Linked DNA regions of Mus musculus: all the other regions are linked to region 3. Evidence: chromatin loops called from intact Hi-C (ENCODE). Cell type or tissue: heart. All regions are shown on one strand.

Evidence for each region. Hi-C counts contacts between places; a loop is a spot of excess contacts. Peaks named below come from ENCODE experiments on the same cell type or tissue, not always from the same donor. Only the 100,000 strongest peaks of a DNase experiment are listed, where the experiment ranks them.
Region 1: a loop joins it to region 3, with 2.2 times the contacts of the local background. A loop is called at or near these places in 5 of 42 quality-filtered maps.
Region 2: it touches region 3 in a loop (2.7-fold over the local background); 7 of 42 quality-filtered maps call a loop at or near these places.

Annotation. Positions count from the first base shown.
Region 1 is chr4:82,799,355-82,807,354 of GRCm38, forward strand. It overlaps Zdhhc21 (zinc finger, DHHC domain containing 21), which reads right to left. Exons shown (of 9, transcript NM_026647.4): 8 at 7,659-7,702; 9 at 1-7,107. The coding sequence ends at 6,975. Among named protein-coding and RNA genes, the nearest start is that of Zdhhc21, 56 kb to the right of the region's middle. In heart, a CTCF peak has its summit at 4,874 (motif pointing right); no DNase peak of the experiment used is centred here.
Region 2 is chr4:82,833,011-82,841,010 of GRCm38, forward strand. It overlaps Zdhhc21 (zinc finger, DHHC domain containing 21), which reads right to left. Exons shown (of 9, transcript NM_026647.4): 5 at 5,266-5,377; 6 at 2,436-2,574. Among named protein-coding and RNA genes, the nearest start is that of Zdhhc21, 23 kb to the right of the region's middle. In heart, a CTCF peak has its summit at 4,720; no DNase peak of the experiment used is centred here.
Region 3 is chr4:82,639,542-82,647,541 of GRCm38, forward strand. No RefSeq gene overlaps it. Among named protein-coding and RNA genes, the nearest start is that of n-THgtg10, 24 kb to the left of the region's middle. In heart, a CTCF peak has its summit at 3,661 (motif pointing right); a DNase peak (open chromatin) is centred at 1,710; H3K27ac peaks cover 544 bases.

The DNA.
Region 1 (8,000 bases), 160 kb after region 3:
CCATGCTCCCTCTGTTTTCCTGTCTGTCCTTGGGCTTACAACCCATTCATCCTATACCTCTGACTGGGATGAATTTCTTCCTTCTGTGTCATTAGTTGCTTTTATTCTATGTTGATTTTTTTCTTTGCTTTTTAATAATCACACCAGGAGACAGCAAGCAGTGGCAAACTCTCTCCTATTCTCTCCTCTCTTTTCCTACTTGAGAAAAATGACTCACTTTGCCTTTTAAGACTTGGACAAGCAGTGGAATTATTAAGAAACAATCCCGTGGCAACACAGGTACAAGAGCCGGGGCAGCCCTCCCTCTGCTTTCTATCATATTTGCTCATCTATGCACACGAGCGTGTCACCTTTCAAGAATCGATTCTTTTTTCCATTCAGAATTCACTGCAAAACCATATATTGCATCAACCCTCAAGGAGACACGGACTGAAGCGAATGGAAAGGACACAAGCATTTTCAGTGTGACTGTCTACCTTCCTAGCCCCCCGCACGGTTCCGTGAGTGGCTGAGTGATCAGCCGGGCAGCGTCTGTTTTAAGGAAACCCTGATGGTGTTTGCAGAGCTTCAAAGGAAGAACAGAGAAGCCAATCGTAAGCAGCAGCAGACACCTGGACAAGTCCATCCAGAGGACTGCAGTCTGCCAGTTACATAATCTGACTAATTTTCACGGATGCTGAGCAGCAGCACCCAAACTGCTTCTGATGTGAAGTTCAACTGCCAGGGTGTTTGCTCAAGTCAACGTACCTTTGGACTTCCTACTGGGAAAGTGTGTGCGTGTGCGTGTGCGTGTGCGTGTGTGTGTGTGTGTGTGTGCATGTGTTTGTGACTTTTATGTTTTTAAAAGTGTCCTTTAATTTCATTCTCATTAGGTAAATACCTGTATCATTATTTAAAGCCATTAAGGTTTATACCCTGCCCCCACACAGAGGTACTAAATTCTTGACTTGTAATGTAAAATGGACCTATTATTTGCCCTTTATTTTAGCATTTGGTTGAGCAGTCATTAAAAGTATCCAATAGAATACTTTGCTTATAGAGATAATTTTTCTTCACTGCTGAAGTAAGACCAAGGGGGGTTGGTGAGACTTTTGAAAAGTGATTCAATAATCTTTAGTAGCTTCAGCCTATTAAAATACCTTATATAGTAGCCATGTTACATTAAAGTACAAAATTAAAGCCCACACTAATATGCATAACAGAAAAAAATAAGTCTAACTAAGATTCATTCACAATTGACTCTGCTGAAATTAAGCTGTCAATAGACTGTTCACTTCTTCAGACACAGATGTGAGAAGCTCTCAGTCAACCAAAAAGAAAACTAATTCTTTGGTTCAAGAATTAAAAATGTAACTCAATGATAAAGTGAATAGCACCAGGATGTTTTAATTGTTCAGGTTGTAAAACACTAATTTCAGGCACGAGTAGGTTAAAATATCACCCATCCACACTGGTGTGGACACAGAGCTATCAGTATGCAGATGCATCTTCCCTCTAACCGACAGCCTACAAACAACCAGACCCTGTGCTGAGTGAAACAGGCAAGCAAAGCCCAGAGGAGGCATGCCTGTGGCCCCGGAAGCTCGGGCTACATCTTTCCCTATAAAGCTAGTGAGATGAAAACTAGGTTTTATACGTGCAATTAGTTAATTACACAGTTGAGCAACTATGGGAAACACTACTTTTACACATGAGGAAATGAAGGGCTTCAGAAATGAAGACCTCTAGGGTCTCACGAAGCCCAACAGATCCCTTCCTTCATAACTGAGTCGTTGATTTTCTCTGGTGACTCAGTATTTCTTTGCCAAAAGACTCCTCAGACAGGTTCCAGATCTTTTCAAACTTTGGGCAAGCAATCACTTCTCCTTTGTATTACAGCTACACTTCTATGTTATTTTTAACATGTGCATGCTAAAAATGCTTGAATTTAACTTATCCTACACAATTATCTGAAATCAAAAATAATCTCTCAAGAGCATCTGGCCAGCTAAGGAGAAAGAACATTAAGTGGAGATCAAACAGCTCAAACCAAATGCTTCCCACAATGGCTGTGCAGGTACCTCTACAGTGACGTGGCGTCAGCGACAGTGCTGGCTATCACAGCTGTCTCTAGTCAGCTCTTTTCAGATGCTGGCTATTTCTGTCCACTTAGCCTTCACTCCATCTTACTAACGTCCCCAATGTTCTTAATCTAGTTTTTAGATACTCATTACTCATTGGTACCTGAACTCTAGGGTAGATACAGGGGAAAGCTGTAATATAGTAAAAGATATGATAATGAAAAATCAGTATTACCAATGACTTAAGAGTTTTAAGCACTGAGCCAGGCACAGCAGCATATGCCTATAACCCCAGAATGTGGGAGGCAAACGTAGGAGGACTCTGAGTGCAAAGCCAGTAAAACCCTGTCTCCAAATAATAATAATAATGATAACTTGCTACAAATTATCACTAGCAGATAATATTGCCACATCTAAAGAACTCACAAAATATTGTTGGTTTTAACAAAATGGCTTTTAAAAATAAATTTTGTTTAAAAAATGCATAAAGATAATGGAAGAAGTGAGAAAAGCCACTTCTTGAAGTTAAGTCATCACCATCAGAAAGGTAGCAGAAATGCTAACTATTGGTTCATTTAGTCGGTGACAATACTGGTATAAAGGACTTCATGTAAACAGCTTCTAATACTTTCCCATGTTCTACTGTAAAATATTGTAGACTCTAAGAACAGCTAAATATAAATTATACTAAAATTTTTATTTGTAAGCAAGCTCCGAGCATGGTACCTACAACAGAAGACAGTAGCAATGTGAGTACTGAATCGTATTCTCACTCATTAATTACATGGTCGATAATGCTAACAATAGAACACACTAAGTTTACAGGACTTACTAACTACATTTGCCAATATTTGTGATTTTCAAAGCACTAGTAGAGGTGGATGAAAGTCTAATGTTTTAACTATTACTAAATGATATAATGTTTGTAATAAATTCCCAATATATGTATGTATAGTAGAGGTTATGTCAAAAATGTACATAATGAAGTACTATAGTTTAGTGAACTGTAGCTAGGCTATCTACTTACTGATACAAGTCATACAATAGAACTACCCAGAGAACAGACAGTCTAGACAGAAATTAGTATAGAGCTAATGAATATTAGTGCCATATTAAGCCACTGCAAGACAAATTGTGATTTTTTTTTCTTTTTTAGCAATACATGTAAGAACATTCAAACTACACATGAACTAACACAAAAACTATGTGGCTTTCATCTAAATTCATTTGTATCTCCCGTTAGGAAGTGTGTTCTTAATTTTAGTCTTTGTGATTACTGTTTAGAACTAATACATCTCTCGAGCAAAACAGTTGCTTGTAGGAAAATAACCCAAAGTCTCATTAAGAATAGCTGGAATGAGCCACCGTCCTTCATGGAACCACTTCTGCACATTAATGAAACGTTCTGAGATGTTCAACTCAGCTCTTCTGCATCTAGTGTGTAGCTACTGTCTACATCCTCTTCTTGTCTTTTCCTGGTTCTTGGCATTAAATCCTGGGCATCTTGTGCACTATAATTTTTGAGGTACACATCAGCCCCTACTTTATTACTATTAAAAGTAAATTGTCTTCTGAAAAACAGGATCTTATGTTAGCTACAAATTTAAATGGCTTTTATGTTAACTAAAACATTTTAAATATAAATTATAAAACAAAATAGGTTTTTATTTTCATGTAACATCAGCTAGCTTAGTAATCTGAAATGGAAGCCTGGTAACAAAGACTCCTTAGTAGACTGTTTAATGCTTAGGAGATTCTGAACCCAGCCCTTTGTTACCTACATCAAGCTTATCCAATTGGATATCAGAAACGTTTGTGTGTGCTGTGTGTGAGGCGATGAATGAACAATGATGATGGGGAGGGGCGTGACTGACAAGGCATGTTTGTGGAGGTCAGCGGACAACTCTATGAAGCCAGGAGCTTTTTTCCCCTTCTTCACCTAAGTGGGTCCGTGTACAGCAAATGCCTTTCTGTATGGAGCCACCTTGCGTGCCCAATTCTAATTGTTTACCAAGTATCTGCAGCCTCGTCTTAACACTTTAACTGCAGGATCCCATGAGGTGACTTTGCTAATGTAAAAATGTCACTTAACACACATTTTGCTAAAATTAAACAGGAAGCTTATAAATACTTCAATGCACTGTAGATATGAAGGGGTTGCCCTTGCTCCATCGCTTCCTGAGACCCCACATGGGTAGTTATTCCCATGGTTACTGAGAGGGACAAATAAAGAGGCTATTGAATAATCTACAGGGTTAACTCTCATTGACAAGCGTTTTAAAAAGCAAAGAAAAATAATATTATTAACCAATTACTAATTATTTTAAGGTAATTGAACCTTTGTGTGTGTGTGGAAGGGGACAATCCCAAAATTGAATTGAAAAAATTAAATGTACTTTTTAAAATAGTAAAACATACCGAATAACAGTTACCACAGCAACTGTAATAAATGTTTTGTTTTGTAGTAAAATAGTATTTTAAGTAAGTTTTTATAATGCTAACAAGATAAGTTGCCAAAATAAGGTTTAAAGTAAAATACATGAAACAGCTTAAACTAATCGAAATTTGTGACTGACAGTAAAAAGTGTACAAGAATATACATACATGAAGCCAGGCAGTTTACCAAGAAGGAACATCACCAACAATAACACATTCATTTTCAATTTTTATAAAACTTTACACTTTTATACATATGTTCCTATAAGTATACACTGGCATGTATACCTCTGGCATGTTCACAGATTGGCTATACAACCCACTAACAGGATAGTAAAAACCTCAAGAGCCAGGATAATTACATCAATTAGCCAAAAGAGGGCGCAGAAAGAACATAGGAGCTTAATCCCTAGGAAATGGCCAACAGGTTTTTCTCTAGGAATCTTTAGAGTGATTACAAACCCCTCCGGGGGTTAGACATATACATTTAACAATACTATGTAAGTATATATAGATATACTGCAATATAGATTCTTATGTAAATACATCAATAACAGCATTTCTGTAGATCAAACTAGTGCATCAAGTACAATGACTAGTTAGGAAACTGCAGAGAGGGGTCAGGACCAGGGAGAGTAAAGAGAAAGGGTAGATAATGTGCCCAGAAGTGGTACATGTAAGCAGACCAAACCCACGAACTCCAGCATGGGGAAGGGATCACGCCCGTTACCTTGTGTCAGAGCTACTACTGCTCCAGAAGTATAAAGCAGTTTACAAAGCTCCACGCTGGGCTTTCGTTTGGCTCTGCTTTGGATGCTCCAGGTCTTGAGTGAACTGAATATATACAGCTGAAGGCATTCAACTTCTACCTCCCAACAGTCTATGTACACCACTTCCTTCAGTAACTGTCATTGGCCAAGTTAGTCAATCAGCTTACACAAAACCCAACCCCTTCGCCCTTACTAAAACATACTAATTTTATGTTTCCTAACCTTTATAAATGTTTCTTATATTAAACTTACTATATGTCTTAGCACCAATAAATATTTTCATCTGCCACTTCTAAGTTTTTAAATAAACATAATTAGAACATGAAAATATGGTATTAATATTTCTGCAAAGAGATTATTCTATTCAGAATATTTTATAAGACATTTACAGTATCTGAAAGAACTAGCCACAGTATTTCCCAGCTATGATTCCTTACTTTACAACTACTTATAAGAAAAGTATGTAGATGGTTCACAAATGGTAGATTTGTTCAATACTCTTTTCAGGGAAAAGATTACTAAGCACACAAACATATGGAATTGCAGTATTCTAAATGAAAAAAATTAAATCATACAAAATGTCTTTGTATACAAAAGGCTCATGTTTGTTAAGAGACCATCACTACCATAGATCATTCTATTTTACAGTAATTTCCTGACATTAATAAAAGGTCTCTAGAGTGATGCGAATTACAAGTGGAAATTCAATTTCAACTTGGGTGATTACTGGTATATAAATTTAGTGACCCACTTTTACACTTTGATATGAGTTGACCAGTATCGATTCTATAATATATAAATCTTCAATGTGTACAGTGAGATCTAATGGCAGATAAATAAAAGTATCCATACTTTAAAAGCACAGTTCTCCTCCTTACACTGTTACACACCATTCAGCTTAGCACTTTAAAACATCTGCTTTCTAATATAACTGCACTTGAAGAAGTAACTGGAATTATTGCAAACTTCCTACCCTCTTCAGTCATTAGAATCTTAGGGTAAAACAGGAATATAAACCTGACTGGTCACACATTTCTCCTGGGAGCAAATATTCTAAAAGCAATCAGTGATTGCAGCAGAAGGGAAACATAGTTTTTCCCTCACAGTAAGGTAGTAGTTGGTGCACTACACTCGGGGAGTCGTCTGTGGTTTTGAGAAGGAGAAAGAAGGGCATCAGAGAGCTGCTCCTAGCCAGGCACTGCCCCTTGTTGCTCACTGCACTGTAAAAGCCTACAGCACATATAAAAGCAAGTAGTAACATTTTAACTTATACATAACAAAGTGTATCCAGTTTTGTAAACTTGAAGAATTAAATTCAGATTTGGTTAGGACTGCTTAAAGGTAAACATAAAACATGTCAAATTTCCTATAAATTAAAATTTAAAAAACTTTGAGTACTGAAGAAAATGTATGTACAATTGTTTCATCCCAATCACTGCCTTCTGAGTTTAGTAACAAACGCATTTAAAGAAACCCTGGTGGAAGGCTAATTTAAAAGTAAACATGCTTTTAAAACTTAAATATAGATCTTGTATTAGTCCCACAACAGGATCAAGATCACTATTAAAATGAAGCCTGGGGCACATTATGATGCCTAAGATTGGTAGGTGGATTTTAATTGACTTGAAGACTGTCATAGTTCTATTCTCATAAAACCTGTAACGCATTTCCAGCATGGAGGACCCATCTGTGCCCACCATCCATCTGTTTAGACGTGATTGGCAAAGTGGTAGGGAACTCGCAGTGGTTGCCGCTGCCTGAAAGGAATGAACCACAGGATCTTCCAACGAGTGCCAAAAACTTCTGAGAAGGTCTGCTGCCATGGCTTTCGGGGCCGCGATCTACAGAAGACAGCATTATTAGTGAAAGACAGCACTCCCATGGTGCCCTTCAGTCAGCTAAAACAATACAGGTTGGCTGGGGATCCATTACTGGACTCTGATGCACTGTGTCTCAGCATCACAAATGCAGCTTTCCTTTCAATGTGGCATGCAGCTGAGCGTCAGCTCTGGAGAGCAGATATTGTATCTGCATCGTCAATCAACCTAGGGTAACTCTGGAAGCAGAGGAGAAGCTCAGCATAACAGAATGTGTGTCAACAACACAGTAGCAAATCTCTTTTGATGTACTTTCAGGACAAATAATTTAGCTTACTTCTGTGAGACAGGGAACAAGAGTGATCGGTACTTATTTTGTTTAAAAGCTCCCATGGCTGAAAGACCCCTACAGTAAGACTGGGATACGCCTGTCTAGCTTGGGCCTCAGACAGGACACCAAGAAAAAAAAATCAACATATTAGTTTCCTACTATTAACATAGGCACATGATTCTCAAAGGTAGTCAAACAGTATGGTTTCTATTTTTAAATAAGATCACTATAACTTAATACTTACATTTCTTCACAACAATTTGACATTTTTTCAATAGATGTTGTATCCTATTAAAAACAAAAAATTATATTCAGATGTAACAAATTTATAAATACTTTTAACAAGTTTATATATCAATACACATTCTGAAATCCTCTTAGAAAAATAAAATTAACATTCTATCATATAAAAAAATCAGTGAACTACTAAAATATCAAACATCTCTCCAAGAACTATTTCATTTGATTACAACCTTTGAGGATACCCGATTCCTTGGTAATTATTTTAAAAGCCTAGTTATTTCTGTTTAACTCAACTTTCTGCAAATATACATTAAAAATAAATATCAAAATAATGCATAAAAGC
Region 2 (8,000 bases), 190 kb after region 3:
CAACCTACATGTAATAAAAGAAAGTAAGAATTTGAATCTAGAGTGTGTGCTTTCAAAATGATCTCTTGACTACCATGGTAAACTTCCTATTGACAGGCAGGTACTTAGTATTTTTGAGTTTTGCTAGCCATACACCATGTCACCACCACTCAACTTTGTTGGAGCACAAAAGTAGTCACAGACTATGTGTGTTTGGAAAAATGAGAATAGTTTTTTGTCCCCCAGTAAAACTGATTAACAAAATCTAAATATGGAGGTCTATTAGTCCCCTGGGGCAGAAGCTGCTGACCCCGCCCTGCTCAGAAAGGGGGTCTCTTTTCATGATCTTTTTCTCTCCACTGACACCTCTCAAATCTTCTCTCTCACACTTTGAAAAACTATGACCTCAACCCCACAGAACAATTTTAAAACACTTCTTCTGAGGTTCAATTTTCTCACAGTTTTCTTGGATGATTCACATGTTCTAATTAACACCAATTATGCCACAATTAACCTGAAGCAAGATGAAACCTTTCTAAAGCTCTAATAGAAACAAGCACTGTATTTTCAGTATGAAAATGACAAATACATTTGAAACCTTTTCTGACAGCTGAGACAGGAAGGCTACAAATTCAAGGCTTGTTTTGGCAATAGAGTAAGAAAGAGGAGGTTTAAGATCAACCTGGCCATGTGAGACCCTGTCTGAAAACTAAAGAGTGGGTGAGGGAGACAGTTCAGAGCAAGGCTAGCTCACATGAGGCTCTAGTTTCATTCAGTTATTGGATACAATTTTAATGACATATACCATATTTAATAATCACAATCCAATCACTTTCAAGACACAGCTCCACTGAGGTTTATAACCACACAGAACAGCCAGGTCTCACGACAATCATGCACACCAAAACAACTACACAAAGAACTAAGATTCCCAGCACTTGCACTTCACAGCTTAACCACACACCTATCACCAGGGCGCTTTATATGCAAAGGCATAAGCAGTGTAATTATAAAAGAAACTACCCACCTCCATCAGTTCTCTCTCTCTCTCTCTCTCTCTCTCTCTCTCTCTCTCTCTCTCTCTCTCTCTCACACACACACACACACACACACACACACACACACACGATATTCTTTAAAAATATAACCAAGGCCCAAATTAATTGGAAAAGTAGCATAAATTGTGTTTAATCAGCTCTGTAACTAAAGGTGGTTGGGTAACCGCCCTCCCTTTCTACCTGCAGTACCTCGCTCAATCATTCCACTATCCTCCACTTTCTCCTGTGAATATTAGAGACTCTACAGTGAGAAGGCCATAGTACAGTACTGACAGTCAGGAACCAAAGGCTCTGGAGCTGCTAGCATCATCAACAACATTTAGACAAATCTGAGCATTGCTTAAATGATCTATATCTAAAAATTACAGGTTCCCAACCTGTGAGTCATGACCCCCGCCCCGGGGGGTGGGGTGGGCAAACACTCTTTCCATGAGGGCCACCAAAGACCATCATAAAACACAGATATTTACATTATGATTCATAAGAGTAGCAAAATTACAGTCATGAAGTTGCAACAAAAATCAATTTATACTTGGGGGTCACCACAAGAGAAAATGTATTAAGGATTGTCATTAGGAAGTTGAGAACCGCTGCTCTAGAACATTCTACAAACTCATCTTTCCGCTAGGGAGAGCTGGAAGCAGAAGGCCAGATATGGTGGCACAGGCCTATAATCTCAGCACTCAGGAGAAATGAGCAGGAAGGCAGAGAGTTCACGACTACCTTAGGCCAAGATCTAGGCTTAAAATACAGAAACAAAGAGTCTTCTTCTCAAATGCTAACTATTCTCTGAGAACCTTAAAAATATCACTAATTCCCGCACTCCCGGGCAGACCTAGCATGAGCAACACGCCACAGGCTCCATGCTTTATGCCCTCTTTTGTGGTTATCGTTTGGTGATTTTTGACTTTGGTTTTCGTTGGCCTAGTGTTTTGCTTTTGTTTTTCGAGAGAGAGACAGAGAGACAGGAGAGGAGAGGAAGATGAATTTTGGTGGGAAGAATCTGGGAGAAGTGGAAGGAGAAGAAAGAATATGCAAAATAAATTGTATAAATTTTTTTTAAATAGTAAAATAAATAAATAAACCTGTCTGATTTTATTTTAAAAAGAAAGCCCATGATTTTTATACTTTTCCTTTGTTTTCATTATTTTATATTATTTTTAAACCAAGACTCATATACTGAAAGAGCTCATATTTTGTCTTCTGAAGAAATCTACTCAACACAAATAGTCATAAAGAGACTTGTCTAAAAAGAGCAACAGAGCGCTCTCTCGAGCCCAGTGTCCCGTAAAGCTCACTGGTGTGAGGCTCTCTGCTATCTCGGCCGCACACAGGAACCACCATGTTCACACATACGGCACAGCTGCTCTAACATTAGTGGATATAAACATGTCTTACCAAGTTACGCTTTTTTAGTGGAAGAAAATAATAATAATGGCAGAAAGAAAACATCAGTGCGTAGCAAGTAAGCAGCTCAGTGTAGAAACACAACTGCAGAAAGAGCCAATGGTTGTCTTCACCCACACAATTGTTTATCCTAAAGGGAAAATGAAAAAGAAACAGTGAAGGTTTAGTAAGATGCTCACATCAGGATCATGAAGGTAAGTCTCACCTAAACCTCAACTCCAGCTATTTAAAGATACACATTTTAACATGCCTTCTCCTTTACCAAGGAGGCCAGCTAGAGACTACATTACTCCAGCTCACATTAGCCCGGTGCCCTGTGCCAACTGACACAAGAAGATGCATAGTGGATTAGGTCACTGGCCTGAGGATACTCAGAAGAGACAAAGGCTGGACCCTGCCCTTCCTTGCAGCACTTTAGCAGAGGAGAGCAATTTAAACACTTCAGAGAAAAGCAACTCAGACTTGCTACATGGACAGAACTGAGAGGCTCACCATTTTATTTTTATATGTTTACTTTATGAAATATCTATCCTTGTCTGCTGAAACTAAAAATGTATTCAAAACCACTTACATGTACTATCTGTGAAAACAACAGTAAAGTCTAACTATAATAATGATAATATATAATCATAAATTATCAAGGTCCATTTAAAATGAGTATCCTATTTTACAAAATGGGTATATTTTTAAGGTACCATCTAATTTAAATTTTAATATAAAATTATTTTTCTCAGAATTATATGTTTTCCTTTAAACTAGGACTACACTATCACCAAAGGAGAGAATGCATATATATATACATAGCAAGTTCAATCCGTAGCTTAAATTGTTAAAGATATATTGTTTTACATTATTTTAAAAAAAATCAAAACTAGAACTGAGCTGGAATGCTTGTAGAGGTTTATCTGAGATTACAGAGCACACACTAGGTAAACAGGTCAACTCTAAGCCCTGTAACCTGAAAGAGAGACTCTTAAGAGAAGTGGCTCCCCTAAGCCTCAAACTCTGCTCGGTTGTTGCTATGCATCCTCCTCCCCTCCTCTAGTGCAGAACAACACAGCACAGGTCCTTGCTCGGAAACAGCATCTAACCCTGAAAGGCGAAGAGCCCTTGCTTAGTATGCGGTGCCTGAATTTAAACTATTTAGAAAGAACAGTCAGAGACAAAACAAAGACCAGACGTAGTGATCATCAGATCAGAGCTGAAGCTGAGATGGTTAAAATGTAGCAGTTTGTTAAAGTGTAAGAATCCTCTGCTTCAAATTAATACCATGCACTGTCCTCACTCGGATCTGAGCGGCACTCTGCTAGAAAATTCAATCACAGAAATCCCCAAATCTAGAGCAGGCCACCTTCCTTGCTAACCTCCCACCAATACCCTCAACCAGACACTGAAGCCTAGGAACAGAAATATCTCAACAGTACACTGAAAGTTAAAGACAGCTTCATTTCCTCACCAATGACCTAGTCTTTACCTTAAACAAATATCACTAATACCAACAGACACACTGCCCGGATGATTTTTTTTTTTAATTATAGCACTCTTTTGTAAGGAAGCAGCAGTACCCAGCTATTCCATAAATGCTTATTATATTTTTAGTTGATTAGGAAAAATAATACAAAAAAAAAGTACTATGAGCTTTTAGTGTGAGAATTAACTACCTGAAGATTTCACATAGTATTTTTGATATGCTATTATTGTGACTGGAAATACCACTGAGGTTTAAAAATACGGTACACTTTTTAAACACTGTATGGCATAGTATATAGTATCTTACAGTATATTTAGACAATTAGAAAACCTAAAGTGCTTTTATTTAAAAATGCTAGTCTGTTTTTCTAGTCTCTGGAAATCTATGTAAATAAACAGTTTATAGTTAAAAAAACATTTCAACTAAAAGTTTGTTAATTAACAATGCTATCAAAATGAGTTAAACATAAGGCAAGTGAAATTGACTAGCATCATTAAACAAAGGAAAACTGCCTTCCTTGGCCAACTGCAGGTAAATGGATGTAGGTTAAAGGAGGCTATTATACAGTTAACTTCCTGTATGCATGCATGTATAAATAGATATATATGGACATATATTTATAAAGTTCTATTATACCAATTTAAATATTTAAACAAGATTCAATGTTAAATAAGCAAAATTAAATATAATACCTTGCTCAAAGTTTTTTGTGACAGCTTTGAAATGAAATACAATCGATTCTCAGAGCATTTTTTAGATCTACTTTTTAACAGTATGACTTTAAATATTACAACAGAGCCCCCTATTGACCAAAAATATTGGCAGTTCTACAGAAAGTTAATTAGCACTTACATATATATATATATCCAACATGTACAAAATGTTGCTATCCAACAGAAAACACTCTAAAAGGTATAATGAGTAGAAGAGAGTTATCAGTGAATGTGAAAAGTGTTGTTCTTCTCCTGAGTAAGAAAAGAGGAATCTCAGCAGTGGACATTGCGGCTTTTCTCCCCGACAGGAAAAACAGCTGTGAGGTAAGTGCTTCCACACATCTGACCTTGGGCCAAATACTCTGCCTCCAAGCCTCATTGATATAAGCACCTTAGTCCTTCTGTGGTTGGGTATGTAGTAATTCTGCTCAAAGTTTTTGCTCAAGTGTTTTCTTGGTAGCAGGGATAAGTGAGGGATAGTTTACTCTGGGATTTGCAAGAATCATTTTTATTACAAAAATGTTTAATGGAGTGATTTTAATGTAAGTTTTTCTTAAAGCTGACAGGTTCTCACTGTCTTTTCCTTAGCTAATCCTCCTGCCGCAGCTCTTGAGTGTGGTGACAAGTATCTCCTTACCAAGGACAGTGATGGTCCATCCTCCTGACGCAGTGGCCGCAGCGGCTGCAGTGGTGGGAGCGCTTCGGCCTCATCAGGTTGCACTTGTTGCAGAGCTCCCACAGCTCCCGCTCTGCAGAGAGAGAGCACACACATCCGCTTACGAGGAGGCACACAAGTGAGCGAGGGATGCTCAGACTTACCAACTGCTACTAAATTCCACAGGGTGACATTTCTCTTTTTGCTGAGTCTCCAACATAAGCAAGCACCTTTGCCATAAATACTGCTGCATGTTCTACGTGTTTTATAAATTTCTATCTTAACACTACAAAAATAAGATACCATTGTTTCAAAGTAAGTGACAGAAAGCACAGTTCTAAAAAACATCATGAGAATGTGGTATCTTATAAAACTCTATGCCTAGCCAAAATATTACAAGAATTTTATATAAATCAATTAATTAATTTATACAAGTTATATTATCTAAAAGAACTAAAGAAGAAAGAATACTGAGTCTTAGTTTTAGTAAATAAATAAGCTGAAACCAATCTTATATTTTCCTAGAGCATTTTATTTTTAATAGTAATTAATTTGGGCGTATGTTTTAGACAAAGGCTAGAGGTCAGACTGGGTTTAGAAAGCATCCATCTAACAAAGAAGCAAAGGATAGAAAAATCATTAGTATTTAATGAAAATAAACAGCTGAGTGAGTTTTGGTTTTATGACACAGGGTCTGGATACTATGTTGCCCAGGATGGCTTTGAACTGCCACTAGTCCTGCCACAGCCAACCCCTTGCTAGAATCAGCTCCAGCCTATTACCCAGTTAGCAACTGCCTCTGGGCTATAGGAAAACAGAATGCAATTAAGGGTTTGCAGAAGAGAATAGGTACCTGTTTTCATCATGAATTGTTCATAAAAACTATTAATTCATCTTCCAAGATAAAGTAACTGCTTCCTTATATGAGATACATACTCTTTGCAGTTTCTAAAGTGAAATTTTACCATTCTAAAATGTCAGCCCTTGTGCTTCCACTACTGTCATAGTCTCACAGTAGGTGGACAGACATAGCAGCTGCACAAGGAGTATTACAGTATGGTCCTTGCACACAGTGGTGGTACTAAAGGAGTGTACAAATACGAAAGTCAGGTTTTTCAAAAACATTCTAAATCTTTTAAAAAGAAGATGTCAATAATGTTGTTTTCTGGGGAAAAAAAAATCCCCTTTTAAAAGCCTACCACTTTAGTCACTTGAGTCTAATGGCTATAGATCAGCATACTCCAATCTTACACAGGAAAATGTGAGGAAAATGTTCTGCTGGAGATATTTTGAAGGAAACTGGTAAGTAAAAATAAAATCTGTATCAAATTAACTGTCGTTTAAAACATCATCTCTTATAGTTCCTTTTATAATGGAAACATATCATGAGAGAAACAATATTGGAATCCAGTTTAAACACCTCACCAGCCTTACTACTACAAGCAAGATGGAAACTGAATAATAGCACCAACACAGCATCATTTTGGTGAATTAGCATGTAGCAGCCCAGAGATAATCAATGCTTTATTCCATGCCTAACATCCTGTATCTTAAGGAAAGAGAATGCCTAGAACACCGGGTTACAGAGAAGGAGCCTCTAACTCTGTGGTGCGAACAGGGCTTTTACCTTGTCACACTTGTAACCTTTCACCAGAGAAGTTTCACATGATCCCAGCTATCCAGGTAAGTAAGTCTACAAATCAAACATTATTGATGAACCATAAATTGTTTTAGAACAATGATTTACACATGATTTTGACATTTAAAGAACTTCATACCATAATACTTGTGCTTATTTGTTTTTACATAAAGAAATCTTTGATGAATATTTGATAATGCAAAAGAGAAAGCTTTTAAATGTTTTGCAGAGTTGATTAATGTCTTGATCTTAAATTTTCAGGGCTGAAAACAGAGGCGCATAAATACAAAGGACAAACTAGCAGCAAGACATTACAGCCATTTCAGGAATTATTGAAAATTCTGCCATAATGCTGAGGTAAACAACATCTAACAAGTTTTAAAATAAAACCCCAGTCAGAAGTTCAAGCCAAAAAAAAGTTTTTTTTTTTTTCTTGAGACACATCTTGATATATAACTCTGGCTTGCCCAAAACTCACTATGCAGACCAGGCTGGTCTGAAACTCACTCTGCAGACCAGGCTGGCCTTGAATTTATGGCTGGTGCCTCTGCTTCTGCTTCCTGCATGCTAGGATTACAGACAGGTACCATCTCACCCAGCTCTTCAAACAGCAATGCTTACAATCCAACATTCCAGTAAGAGAAATATGGTAGAAGAATATTAAGTCCTTGTTTTCTTTATTGTTTCCTCATAGAAGACTTTAAGAAGAAAACTTTGGGCTGGAGAGATGGCTCAGCGGTTAAGAGCACTGGCTGCTCTTCTGAAGGTCCTGAGTTCAAATCCCAGCAACCACATGGTGGCTCACAACCATCTGTAAAGAAATCTGATGTCCTCTTCTTGTGCATCTGAAGACAGCTACAGTGCACTTAGATATAATAATAAATAAATCTTAAAAAAAAAGAAGAAAACTTTGTATGTACAATTTAAAAAAACCTAAAATTCATACATATAATAACATGTCATGATTATGAGTTATGAGCCTGGGTGTTTCAGGTAGCATTTATAACACACACACACGCACATGCACGCACGCGCACACACACACACACGCACACACACATACATGGAGGCACTGCAT
Region 3 (8,000 bases):
TTGTACTGCATTGACAAACTCACACATTTCCCCTTGGATTGTGAACGGATGCAAGCTCGGTGGACAGCACTTCTGCCATCTCAATCAAGATTGCTGAAAGACACTGAGCTCCTGTCACCCCTTTTTGGAGGAGTTATCCTACAGAGGCACCTGCTCATGTGAGAAATGACAATGGCATCATTATTAATTGCTTTACTGTTTGCCAAATCAAAAGATGGGGAGCCATCTGAATGGCCGGTATTGGAAAAGGAATATGTGACTTATGAGGCCTGCCCATGACAGCATGCTACGTAGCTGCAGCGGTGAGATGATCAGAAAGAATGACTTAGAAAGGTATACATGCTAAAGTCATGTGGAAAGAGAACAGGTAAAAACAACAGACATTGGCTTTCAAAGGGCCAATAAAGACTACATGAAGGTATAATTTTGTAAGTATAAAATTTCTGCTGAAGAACAAGGAATGAGGAAGACGGTTATGAGAAGAGAAACTGCTTGTCTAGAGAAGCAAGAAGAAGCTACACCCTCCACGGTATCTGCCCTTCCTTCTTGAACTTTCATCCCTTTTCACACGTTCCTTATTCACAAAAATTAAGATGTTAGTTTGGCTAAAACTAATTTATGTCAATAGTCTTTGGAAGAGGATTACGCCTACTGCAGAGACTAATCCGTCTGTCTCGGAAAAAAAAGAAAAACACAGACGTAAAACCTCAGACCTGATATAAAAATAACTAAGATACTTTGTGTAGTTATCATGTTATTATATGTAATTATAATAATTACATTTTAAATAAATGAGTATGTAAGATAATTCATTTCCAGCACCACAATTAGATGGAGCTTTCTAGAACACAAACTTGATAACATCATCTTCCTACTGTAGAGCTTTTCATTGCTCCCCACTACCTCAGAATAATGAGGTTCAATTTCCTTAATACATACTACCCGGCCCGTTATTCACCTGGTCTCACCTTATTCTTCCAGCCTCACTCCTCGTTGTTTTCATTAATTCTGAGTTCCATGTTGTCTTGAAGAACTTGTCTCCACAATAGACCTTTAGTTAAGCCTGTTCATCTTCTCTGCTTCCTCTGGCCTTGGGATCTTACCCCTGCTCCTTTGCTCTTTGCATCTGATGAGAGAACCTATCTCCTTGGCCTCCAAAGCTGGCTAGGTCTAATTTCCTCCATGTCCTGAGGTACACCACACAACTCACTCTCTCTCTCTGAGGATTCCTCACCTCCTTGGATGGCAGTTGATAGTTTACTCCCCTGACCTCTCAGTAGACCGTGATTTCCTTGAGTGAACCGTAAGCAGCAAAGAAGCCATGTGTAATCTGTTGAAGAAGTCCATCAATGAAGTCACGCTGGAGGTGAGACACGGATGAGGAAAAGAAATAATTCAAAAGAAACGAATACAAAATGGCAATAGGATTAGGCCATCACCCATGAGTGGACCTTCTCAAACACAGCCCTACACACAACCTCACGGGTCTGCATGCAGCAGTGGTGGTGGCAGGGGGAGGTGGGGCACGGGGGGCGGTGGCAGCAGCAGCAGCAGGCAGAGGTCATCAGGGTTGCTTCCTTGGCAAGCACTTCTGACCCTGTTTAGCTCCATCCCTCCCCATTTCACTACTAGATCCTGATTGTGCTCCCAAGCAGCTGGGTGTGGCAGCCACAGTCAGTTCTTAATTGGGTGCTGGAGGATCGCTGTAGTGGAAATTACTGATACAAAGATATGACCTAAACCATTAGGACAGCTTCCAGAAAGGTTCTCCGCTATCCGGGGAGTAGGAACAGAAGGGAGGCCTGGGCCCACATGAGTCACAGGGCTATCTTCTGGGTGGTTTCTTCTGGACAAAGGGCAAAGGAAACTGACTGGGAATCTCTAGGCCACCTGGATGCATAGCCCACCTGTGGTTATCAGAGTATAAATGGTTTGTTTGTTTGTTTACTAAATTGGTTTAAATTCATATATAACCAGTGCTTCAGCTTGAAACAAAAACATGTTCTTGGTTTCTAGTGGGTAGCCCAGCATTCCACACAACAAACTGCTGAATTCCTCTATGGTGAAGTAACTACAAAAGAACAGCTGGTGTGTATGGTGTCCAGCCTTGATTCTTAGCATTTTTAACTGAGAGAAATTCCTGGTCTCTAAAAGTGAGATAGATATTCTTGACCACCAGACAGGCCTGGGGGCCCCAGCACAGGACAGAACAACCTTCCCAGATATGAGAGCTCACTGGCAATTCCAGTACAAGGCTATAGGAGGTATGCTATGGTATTTAACTATACTTTTATGCAAGGTATGGTATTTAACTATACTTTCAGTTATAATCATGTTCAAAGCCTGGCGGCAGTTGCCAAAAGGACAGAGAATAACACATTCATTTGTCACCAAGGCTGACCACAGTGGTTCCTGAAATGCTAATTTTCAGATAATGATACAGTTTCTACACAAACCAATAGATATGAACTCTGTTATAACAATTTGATAATAATTTAAATTAAAAATAGCTTACGGTGATAGCAAGAAAACCTACAACAACCCAGGACTAAATCTAGCAATATCTATTAAGGTGTTTGTGAGTATAGTAACTAAAGGATTTAAAAAGAAAATCTAAGATAGAAAGATGGCTTCTGAGTAATGCCCACAGAGGTTTGCTGTCACTGTCTTTAAATGAGATGAAAGGGAAGAAGAGGGCTGTTGACCCTGGAGAATGAAAAGGGACAGGCTCTTCTCTAAAGCTTTTGGAAGGAATGCAGTCCTGCTGACACTGGCTTCAGCCTGTGAGATTCTCCCAGGGTACTAACATTCAGAGCTAACCCTATCTCCATGTGCCGGTTTCATTTAACCCCACCACCGTTTCTGGTTGTAATAGTGCTAAGAATTCCCACAAGAAGACTCAGACATCTCCTTACTTTGGATCAAAAGTTGAAGGGAATCAGCTTCCTCATGAGAAATCTGGCTGGCTAACTAGACAGAAGGACAACACAATGTCCTACAGTGTGAAGCTAGACACAGGTTGGCAGGTCCTTAAGTCAGTGAAAGAAACTTTTCTCTCAAGTTTAATGAAAAATGGGGATATGTTGAGAGAAAGTTACAGAGTGGCCTTATGAGATGGAAATGGGGAAACAGAATCGTACAGTTGCCTACCACCCTGTGTGCTCTCCCCTTGAGGAACGCTAGTATTCTCTTTCCAAAAGGGAAATGAGAACATGACAGGGACTCTGATGTTTCCATTAAGGGGGAAAAAACCCAACAACAAGAACAGCAACAACAACAACAAAAACAAAAAAAGAAACAAAAATCAAAATTAAACACACACACACAAACCCCAGAAAGGAATCACACAGATTCATATTCAAGCACTGTTCTAAACTAAATGGGAAGAACATATTTCTGGTTAATCATAAGGAAATCCAGTGTCAATGCAAAGACGCCTGCACTGGTATTAACAACATGGAGAGAAGAAAATGGCTCATTAATAATTCATCAAGATTACTGTCACCATTAACTGATGCACACTTTGTGATGGATAAGATGGCATAATTGAAACACACACACACACACACACACACACACACACACCTCTTGCAGCTAGGGGTGCTTCCTGGCTGTCATAGTGTTATTCACCACTCGAGGGAGCCCAAGTGTCTTTGGTCTTGGCCTCACTGTAATGACATGGGGGCTTGGTCAAGTGGCACATCCTTCTGTTACTCTGCTGCAGGGTGGACATCCAGGAGAGCTGGTTTCTTTGTTGTCAAGGTCTGTCCTGTGTGCCGTACGATGCTTAGCAGCATCTCTCTAGCTTCTGCCCACTAGTTGCTGATCAAAATGTCACAAGACACTGCCAAATGTCCCTCTCCACTCTCAGGCAGGGATGCCTACTTAGTGAAGCTTCCAGAGCTTCTGGGCCCCCAAAACTCTGACCCCTCACAGAGAAGTGTGGCAGTGTGGAGAAACCCTCAGCTGTATCCGTGCCCCTCTTGTGTGAACAGCCTGGTGACAAGCAGATCTAGGAAGACTGATATGTCTCCTGCCAACCTGGCAGGAGGCATCAGAGAGCTGGAGTCTTGGCCAGCCTTTATAAAGAGTGGAGCACTGCCACGGTCCCTCTGGGTGGTGCTGAGCTCAGGCGATGCTGTTGTCTTCAGGCTTTTGGTAGCAGCTCAAATGATTAGTTAATTATTCATTACTATTTGTCATAAAATCCTGAAGGGCTGCCAAGTGGTATCACGCAGGCAATGCCGAAGCAGAGGACATGTCTTTTCTTATGTTCCAGTGGGTAGCAAACATAGGCTGCTTTGAAAGCATACCAAGGACTCCAGGCACCAGCTTGTGAGTGTCCAGATGGGAGGTCTAAGACGGCAGGTCTTGAAGCTTTGCCCTCCGGGCTTGTGCTTGCACCTGCCCTGTTCTCCTGGCTACCCAAAGCATGAGGCTGGGGGTCGGGAGTGAGGGTTCACATGGAGAGAGATGCTGAAGATGGAAAATGGAGTCCAAGGTCTGGCCAGCACTCAGGTCTCCCATTTGCTCCCAACCCTTTTACCTTTTGCACACAATGGTGGACAGCCAGCCTCCTGAAGAGGGGCCCTCTAGACTCTATTTCTCCTCCCCTTTTCCTTGACCATGGCTCTCTTTGGTATATCTCTTTCCCATTTCTTTTATGGCCACCTTCAGTATTCCCTTTAATCGATAATAATATATACGGATCCTGGTTTGTATTGGGGCTGAAGTCAGCAGAGGACACAGCATGATATGCTCTGGTTTTGAGAACACCTGGCTCAAAGAAACCAGGCAAGGAAGCATCCACTCTGGAAAAGCCTCTCAAACAGAAGGGGAGAAGGGCCCGGCATCTGGACTACAAATAATTTTAGAGGTAGATTCTCCCTCCAGTATCTTCTTTCCCCTTCTCATCATAATCCTGCCTATTATGATCCATATCCACAGATCCAGGTATCAAAAGAGGGGTTGGGACATGGGAACACGACAATGATCAGCACCCACAAGGGCAATGCCTGCCGCCTGGGCCTACTTTCTTGGCCTCCCCTTCCCCTCTTCAAGACTATTGTTTTGTTTTGTTTTGTTTTGTTTTGGATATTCATTATTTTTCCAAACTTGGCAGGTACACAGTTAATTGGGATGTGTGTGCTGTGCACACAGAACCCCTCAGGGCTTTGAATCCTTTTCAGACTCAGTTTCTCATTTGGCAAAGGGATAATGTAAGTGTGGTAAGCTCGCCTCGGGGACTCAGTGTCAGTGAGGTGCTTCCAAACTTCCTGGTGTCCAGAGTGCTGTGGTCCACACGCCGCTCACAAGTTGGTTCCCGGGACAGGGTTTCTGCTATGCTGGAGCCAATAGACTTCAACGCCCCACTGGTGCTACAGTGGGTGCCTCTGCCAGTGTCCCATTCTGTCATCACGGAGCTGTGCCTCTTCCCTCATCCTGAGCGCTACTGACTCGTCAGGAGGTGTGTGACACTAATTGGTTCCGAGCTGTGCACACGGGATAGGCTGTGCTTAGCTCATTGCTCCACTCCCCTTCCCACCTCTGCTTTACACTCCCTTTGGGACATCAGCTCAATGGAGTTTACTTTTCAACCAGGTCTCCTGTCTTTGTTAATGACTGTTCACTGTGGTTCTGCCTGGGAAAGTTTTCAACTAAAACTAACTCAGGTAAAGGATTGTGAAGCAATATTAGAACTGAATGGTCGAAATGACTTCATTCTTCCTAGGGGAGTTTTCCAGGCCAATTTCCTCCTAAAAATCCATTAGTGACAGTGGAGGAGGACACATGTGCCAGTCATTTGCATAAGTGTGCATGCCTAGCTTGGTCGGTTTTTTGGGGGTGGGGGTGGGGAGGGGGCGTGCTGCGTGTATGTGCTTGGATTTTTTTTTTTTTTTTTTTGAGACAGGGTTTTTCACTGCTCTGGATCCTTCTGAGTGAGCGAGAGTGACTTGTCCACAAGCCACAGAGATCTGCCAGTCTTGTTTCTGCAGTGCTAGATTATAGATGCACACCTTCATATCTAGGTGTTTTTGGGGTGTTTGTGGGAAGATTGCTGTAATTGTTTTGTTGTTGTTATTGTTGTTGTTTTATGGGTATTGGGTATGGACTTGGGTCTTTTGGCCTGTGTGAAAAGCACTTTATCTACTATGCTAATTTCCAATCTAAATTCCTCATTTATGTTGAAGTTAAATAACTACTCTTTTATGTAAGTAGAAGGCACTAACCAACAGTACCACTGGCACTACTAAACGACTGCACTTTCAGAAGGTTAGAAATAGAACACTATTAGGAAGTAGCAGGTGCAATGTAGACAGATGGTCAGCGCTGTGGCAGTTGTCTTCTTCCTGGCTGCTGCACGTTCCTGCCTCTCTGTGCTCACAACGCTAAAGTGTATATGGTAGTGGTTTCCTGTCATTGTGTTCTTTTAACTGATACGTGCTCTGACACCATGATCACTTGTTCAAATGTAACTTCTCTCTGTACCTTGATCTGCCCTCCTGAAGTGGGGACTCTGACCACCTGTGGGTGATCTCATTGTTATCAGCAGGCTAGTTAACAGTGAGAGGAGATGATCACCTATGATCCATGGGTGATCTCATGGTTATCAGCGGGCTAGTTAACAGTGAGAGGAGAGGAATCACAGTCAAAGGCCAGCAACTGGAGAGCAGGGATTGGAGTTGGGGTTGGGGCATGAGCAGGCAGGCAAGGTGATCAGTATCTTGTGCTATAATTCATGACATCATATTCACAGTGCTTATATTCAGAGTTGAAAAGCACGATATGGATTTTTACGGAGTAGTCTTAAAAGAAAGAATATCTATTTGGGTCATGGTTTCAGAGGTTGCCATCCATCATGGTGGAAGAGTTAGCAGGGAGCTTGCATCACGGTGGCCAGGGAGCAGAGAGCAAGAGAGAAGTGTCTACACTGTCTGGCTTCCTTCCAGCCTTCATTTCATCCAGGGGCCATGTAGAAACCCCCGTGTTGAGCTGACTGAGCTCTGAAAACACCTCCCAGACACAATCTTAGGTAGGGTTTACTAGCCTAGGAACATCTCAACCAATTCAAACTGAAAATCAAGATTGATCTTCACTGGCCATGTGAGCCACTGTAGTGCTGGGAGTAGGTGACTTCAAAGTTACAGAATGCATTTCATTCAAGCTGAGACGTTCAAGACTGAGATGCTAGAAGACATGGTGTCTGTGAGGACCTACCTCCTGAAAGGCCATACCTGTGTTGAAGCTATTTCACACTGACTGACTACTTGATTGTAGAGAATTGGACTATTGGACACTGATCAAGGACCCACATCATCTTGGGTTATTTTTATTCTTTTTCAAGACATTTTTATTCACTTCTGTATCTAGTCTAACATTCTTTTCTCTTTCAGTAAACCCTCTGTAATGTATTCTTAGCAGACCACTAACTTCTACCTCCCAAGTTAGAGTGATGATATGTGGCATCTGAATCCTATGACAGAGTTTCCTCTGCTTTGTTAAATCCAGTCTACCTGCAGTTTCCAAAAATATATTTGGAAAGTACGTGGGTTTATGACTATCTTTTGTACTATAACTCTGGAAACTTCATCTGATCATTCCCATGGTAGAATTTGTCATTCAGGGAAACCTGCATCTATATTTGGCTCTGAATAAACTCTGTCTAAATCCTTTTGGAATAAGAGCTGTTTGCTGTCAAAGCTTGTGGGAAGATAGCTATCTTTTACTGTCTTCATGTAACAGAAAGGCTGAGGAATTTCTAGGGTGGTCGCTTCTATAACCAGCACGAACTATTTCCACCCATTAGGATTTCCTGACCTAATCACTTCCCAGAAGCTCCACTTCTATTTTTTTTTAATTTTTAATTTAATTTTATTTATTTAGGTATTTTCTTCATTTACATTTCCAATGCTATCCCAAAAGTCCCCCCATACCCTCCCCCCCCCACTCCCCTACCCATCCACTCCCACTTCTTGGCCCTGGCGTTCCCCTGTACTGAG